Regions from separate parts of the Homo sapiens genome. Here region 1 is linked to region 2. The links are chromatin contacts, found by Hi-C or POLR2A ChIA-PET in ENCODE. All regions are on one chromosome and are shown on one strand. Each heading gives the region's core, a stretch centred on a gene start or an enhancer-like site at or near the end of the contact. The rest is flanking DNA. Distances are from core to core; before and after follow the strand shown.

Evidence for each region. Hi-C counts contacts between places; a loop is a spot of excess contacts on that map. ChIA-PET counts read pairs that join two places held with the same protein, here RNA polymerase II (POLR2A). Pooled maps may share reads with other maps.
Region 1: a loop to region 2 is called in a map with no recorded cell type, with 10 times the contacts of the local background. The contact joins the promoter of RPS6KA4 here to the promoter of MARK2 in region 2. A Hi-C loop is called at or near these places in 1 of 37 single-sample maps with no recorded cell type and 6 of 50 pooled maps. POLR2A ChIA-PET finds 5 or more read pairs at or near these places in 1 of 52 experiments (activated B cell).

The regions. Positions count from the first base shown.
Region 1 is chr11:64,357,882-64,360,939 of GRCh38, forward strand. RPS6KA4 (ribosomal protein S6 kinase A4) reads left to right here and starts at 1,281. Exons shown (of 17, transcript NM_003942.3): 1 at 1,281-1,409; 2 at 1,497-1,568; 3 at 2,282-2,500; 4 at 2,596-2,711. The coding sequence starts at 1,355. RefSeq lists a silencer at 1,067-1,556 and enhancers at 1,306-1,833, 2,567-2,676.
Region 2 is chr11:63,837,783-63,840,583 of GRCh38, forward strand. MARK2 (microtubule affinity regulating kinase 2) reads left to right here and starts at 1,328. Exons shown (of 19, transcript NM_001039469.3): 1 at 1,328-1,778. The coding sequence starts at 1,725. RefSeq lists enhancers at 14-1,002, 1,263-1,412 and a silencer at 1,423-1,662.

The DNA.
Region 1 (3,058 bases), core at 31-2,530, 520 kb after region 2:
TTGAGCCCCCTCCCCAGGGAGTTCTCAGCCTGGCGGGGCATCACTTAATGCCAGGGGTTGCCAGGAGAGGTGGGAGGGACGCTGGCTCTCTGACCAGGGCCTCTAGCCTGATGCCTGAGAGGCGGGGCAATTCGGCTGGGGTGCAGGATGTGAGTCAGGGTACCTGGGGCCACCCAGGGGAGGGTGGAGCTGCCCAGGGCTGAGATAAGGCAGCCTGAACTTGGGGGGTGCAGAGCTGGGAGGGACGGTCCGTCCGGCCTCCCAGGTGTGACCTGCAGCAGCTTGAGTTCCTCCTCCTCTCAGCCAGGGCTTCACAGGACAGGGGCGTGGGGTGGACACCCTGGCCTCTCCAGCTGGCAGAGGAGCTGAGAGCCCCTCCCACCGGCCTCAGGGTGTGGGGCCTCATGGCTGTCCCACTCTGCTAGGTGGCCCCATTGGTGGTCAGGAAGGGAAAGGCAGGAAGAAGACGGAGCAGGGGCTCAGGAGGACCAGTCAGCAGGGGCCCTGGGCCTCATGGGGAGAGGGGGCAGCCCCGTGTGGCACTGACATCTCTTCTTGAGGCCTGCTCAGGGCTCTAAGCTGGGTACTGCACCAGGCTAGGAGACAACAGGAGCAGAACACGTGAGGTGCGCATGGCACCTGGTGGGCTCTGCACGGTGACTGGGGGCTGAAGTGCTTCTGCAGGCACCCCCGACAGAAAGCTGGTCAGAAAACTGGCCACTCCTCTCCTTGCCATGGGGTCCCAGGCCGGGCTCCAGCCCCCTCTTGGTGATGAGGCTCCTCCTTGCAAAGGCCAGTCCTCTGGGGAGAGGGGCCCTGCTGGCCACCCCCAGGACGATGGAGTGGGGTGGGCTCCACTGCCTGAGAGTTGGGTGACTTCCAGGATCCAGACCCCCTCTCAGCCTGCCCAGCACCAGGCACCTCGTCCCCCACCTTGGGGCACAGACTCCTAATGTCCTCCAGCCACTGGCTGCAGCCGGCATTCCCGGGCAGATTCCTGGCTTGGGGACTAATGCCCCAGAGGCTCCAGGTTACCCACGGGCTCAGGGATGGCTCCCACGGGGTGTTTCCAGTTCCCGGGAGAGTCGAGTAAGGTCCCGGAGCGCACGGCCCTGAGGCCTGGCCTGGGGGCTCGGGAGACAGGGCGGCCCCAGCCGGCCGCCCACCGGCAGCCCGGCGCTGTCACGTTCCAGCCGCCTGACTCAGGCCGCGCAGGGCGGGGAGCCGGGAGGCGGTGCCGGCGCCCGCCTCGGCCCCGGAGGCGGCACCAGGAAGCGCCCGCCCCGGCCGGAGCCGCCATGTAACCGGCGCCGCCCGGAGCCCGAGCCGCGCGGGCCCCAGCGACCCGCCCGCCATGGGGGACGAGGACGACGATGAGAGCTGCGCCGTGGAGCTGCGGATCACAGAAGGTGGGTGTGGGGCCTGACTGCGGCTGCCCGGGGCAGGCCGGGACGGGTCATGGACCGGCTGGGCTCATTCGCCCCCTGTGCCCACAGCCAACCTGACCGGGCACGAGGAGAAGGTGAGCGTGGAGAACTTCGAGCTGCTCAAGGTGCTGGGCACGGGAGGTGAGGACCCCCATCCACCGGGCAGGCGTCCCAGGCGCGGTGCCCCTGACCTCCTGCCTGCTCACTCTTGGGCCTGGGCCAGGCCACTGAGCAGGCCCCCCACCCTTTCCCGGCACAGCCTGCCTTGCCTGCCCCGCCCTGCCTCGCCAGAGTTTGCATGCCCACTTCCAGGGCACTCCACATTGACATCACTCCTCCCTCCACGGTCCTGTGCGTGCATACCCCCCTGGATTTGCCAACACCCTGGGGAGGGGGACTGGCGCCCCTCTCAAGTGATTTGCATAGCTCCTCCCTTTCTTCCAATATGGGATCCCCCTCCCACATTTTGCAAATGCCCCAGCGCTGGTTTGCGCATCCCTTCCCCAGCCAGGTGCACACCTCTGCCTCCCTTCCTTGCACTGGCATCTTTTCACATCCATCTGATCTCTCGCAGGTTTGCATATGCCCCGCCCCCATGCCTCGCAGCAGGCCCCCTGGAGATGCATGCTCCCCAGCCTGGTTTGCACATCCTTTCCCTGGTTTTGCTGGGCACCCTCCCGGGGTGTGCACACCCTTTCCTTAGAAGGCTCTGCCAGCTTTTTGCACACCTGCCTGTTGCCCCAGCTCCTTCGCCTCATTTGCACACCCTCCTGGGTTGGCATCGCCCCCACCCCCCAAGCCTGCACCAATCTCCCGCTCACAGCCCACCCTCCACCCACTCGCTGCTCCCACAGCCTACGGCAAGGTGTTCCTGGTGCGGAAGGCGGGCGGGCACGACGCGGGGAAGCTGTACGCCATGAAGGTGCTGCGCAAGGCGGCGCTGGTGCAGCGCGCCAAGACGCAAGAGCACACGCGCACCGAGCGCTCGGTGCTGGAGCTGGTGCGCCAGGCGCCCTTCCTGGTCACGCTGCACTACGCTTTCCAGACGGATGCCAAGCTGCACCTCATCCTGGGTGAGCGCACACCACATCCCAACGGGGTTGGGGTGGCTGGGGGCAGGCGAGGCCACCTGACGGGGCTGCTTCCTGACTTCCACTGCACCTCCCAGACTATGTGAGCGGCGGGGAGATGTTCACCCACCTCTACCAGCGCCAGTACTTCAAGGAGGCTGAGGTGCGCGTGTATGGGGGTGAGATCGTGCTGGCCCTGGAACACCTGCACAAGGTGGGTGAAGACCTGGCCGCAGGCTGTTGCTATGGAAACTGGGTCTGTGCCTTGGAAGGAATCTGCACGCAGGGCAGCCTCAGGCTTCCCCCTGGGCTTCCTGGGGGGCCAGTGGTGAGCTGGGTGGGAATTGGAGCTGCTTCCCCTGGACCCCTTGCAGGAAGCCTCAACGTTGCCTGGTGGGGTCCCCTCCCCTGGCACCTCCTCGAAGGGGCTTTCCTCTTTCAGGGAACTCGGGGCTGCGTTCACAGAACTTCCTCAAATGGAAACCTCACGGCCTGGCTCCTAAGGCCTCCTTGAAATGGAGCTCTTCACACAGACTTTCCTCTCTCTGGGACCTTGGGGCC
Region 2 (2,801 bases), core at 78-2,577:
GAACCTGTTGCCTGAGTCTGGTTTCTGACTCCTGCGGGGCCTCTGCCTCCTGCCCACCTTAAGCCACTGATGGGAGGGTGTGGTTCCAACGTGTTCCAGGTACTATGGGTGAGGACAGCTTGGCGCTGGGGAAATCAGCCCAGGATACTCCCTGTCCTTGGTAACGCAGTGTAAGGGGAAGTGAGGAATGGACTGCAGTTGCCATACAGACTTCCTGTTAGTCAAGGGCTCTCCAAAGCTGAGAAGGACCTCCGAGTTCATGAATCCAATGGCTTCACTTTACTGATGGGGAAAATGAGGCCCAGAGGAGGAAAGAAAAGAAACTTTAAATGCCTTATCTTGCAGAGGCATTTTAAAAGGTAACTGGAATTCAGAAATGTCATTTTGAATGTCAACGCAGGAGCAAAGGCAAAGGAAAGAGGAGCCTAAACTCAGTGATGTTATGTGATTTTTCCAAGATCACGCAGCATTGGCACTTGGCAGAGCTGGGGCTGAAATGCAGGGCCCTGGACGCTCCCGCATCCGGTGCAGAGGACGCTGCCCTGGGCCTGCCTGGGGCCTTGCCGAGCCCTGCGGACTAGATGCGGGAATGCACGGATGAATCCACAGAAGCCAAGATAGACGGTGGCAGACAGGCAATAGACTGATGCTGCATTTGACAGGTATATTGATAGGCTAGATGATAAAAAGAAGATGAATTTTATGAGCTGACCGACAGATGGACAGAAATGCAGACAGGAAGCTGCTATAGAACCAGAGGATGCCAATCACAGGGACGGCTAACAATCTTGTTTTGTATTTAGTCAAATCACAAGCACAGACAGGTGACCCACGCTTCCTGTTCAAGGTTTGAAAATGCCCGAAAACTGACGGAAAGACACGAAGCGAATCAGACTCCGAGAGCCACCCGGGGAAACGACCGGGTGCTCGGAGGGCCTCGGGTGTTGCCGGAAATGGCCGACGACCGCCCTCGGCAGGGCTGTGGGAGGGGGCGTGGCCGGCTCAGCACGCGGAGCAGCTTCGGGTATTTCCGGAAACTGCCGAAAGCCCCCTTGAAGTGGGCGGGGAAAGGCCGGTGGGCGTGGCTGGATGGCCGTGGACGGGGGCGGGGGGTAGGCACCCGGGGTCGCTTCGTGGATTTCCGTAAACAGAGCCGAAGCTTCGTCTTCGGAATCGAGGAGGAGAGCGCGTCCCCGGGGTTTACCTTCTTCGGCTGTTTCCGGAATTCACCCGTAGTCTGTGGCCGGGAGGAGAAGGCGCGCCCCACCTCCCGTTTCTAGCCGCTTCGGATGTTTCCGGCTGCTGCCGGCGAAAAGAGCCGAGGGCCGGCGGTGGTGGCGGCCATGTTGGGAGCAGCAGGTCCGGCGGCGGCTGCCTGTGTGCCGGGCGCGGAGCAGTGCCGCTGAGGGCAGGGGAGGAGCGAGGCAGGCGGCCGGCTGCGGCGGCAGAGAGTAGGCGGAGCGGCGCGGCCCGGCCGAAAGGCGGCACAGCCCAGCCGGGGGTCGGGGGGGTGCGGTCCGGAGCCGCTCGGAGCCGGCGCGGCCTAGCCCGAGCGGCGCATCCCCGGGCTGGCGTGAGCGGCTGCCCGGCCTCCCCGCACCCCCGGCCGGGGCCCATGCGGCGGGTGCTCCTGCTGTGAGAAGCCCCGCCCGGCCGGGCTCCGCGCCTTCCCTTCCCTCCCTTCCTCCAAGCTTCTCGGTTCCCTCCCCCGAGATACCGGCGCCATGTCCAGCGCTCGGACCCCCCTACCCACGCTGAACGAGAGGGACACGGAGCAGGTAAGGAGCCCCGAGGGCTCCCCGAATTCTCTGGCTGGGCCCTTTGCACCTTGCGGAGCCTCCTCCCTCTTCTGCTCTCCTCGTGCCCCTGCTGCCATCCTGCAAGCCTCGGCTGCCCTGTCATCCGGCTCCTGGCTCCGGCTCCGCACATCCCGCTTCCGAGTCCTGACCTGGGACCCACCTCGTCCTGACTCCAAGCTGCACACTTGTCTTTCTGCCAACCCCCGTCTCCCCTCACCGCCCTCCTGCGCTCTTCCGTGTCACCTCCCCAGCTTCCCTTTCTCTTCCCTTTTTCTCTCAGGGGCCTTTCTGGTCTTCCTCCACCCACGCTTAAAGCAGCCACCCTCCCGCTCCTCGAATAGCAGCACCCCGCGATTTGCCACAGATCGTTGTCCACCTCTCCCTTCGTCTCTCCTGCCTCGCTTCCCCTCCGCCCGCACCGGTTCTGCCAGTCTCTGGGTTATCACCCTCAGGGTCCTTGCCCTGGACTGCGCTCTCGATCCCTGGCCCCTTGCAGTTCCCCCAGCTTTTTCTACCCTGCTTCTTCGTTTTCCAAATTGTGCTCTCCCTCTTGCTTGCAACCCACCAGCTCCACCCTCATCACCTTTCCAAATCCTTCGCCTACTCTTTGCTCATCACTTTCCCTTCTTTGCTCCAGGAGCTCCCTGGATCCTGGCGCTGGCATTTGTCGCTTCCGTGTTTCCCCACAGCTGTCATGCGCATAGTTTTCCCACAGGTTGCGTTTGGGGTTCCAATCATCACTCCCTTCAGAGTCTTTGGATCCCTCTTGTTCTCTTCCCCTCGGGTTTGGCTTTTAGGTCCCTGGGCCTCTTGTTTCTCTCTGTGAGTGTTCTACCAGCCTTCTACTGGGCTCTTTCTCCCAACCCAAAGACACTTGGCCCCACCGTATTAACACAACCTGTTGCTCAGTCCTTTCCCAGACCTCGCTGCATCACAGTTTTTGCCTTTCTGTCTTCGTACGCTGGAACACAAACCATGATGACTTTCTGTGTCTTCACTCCC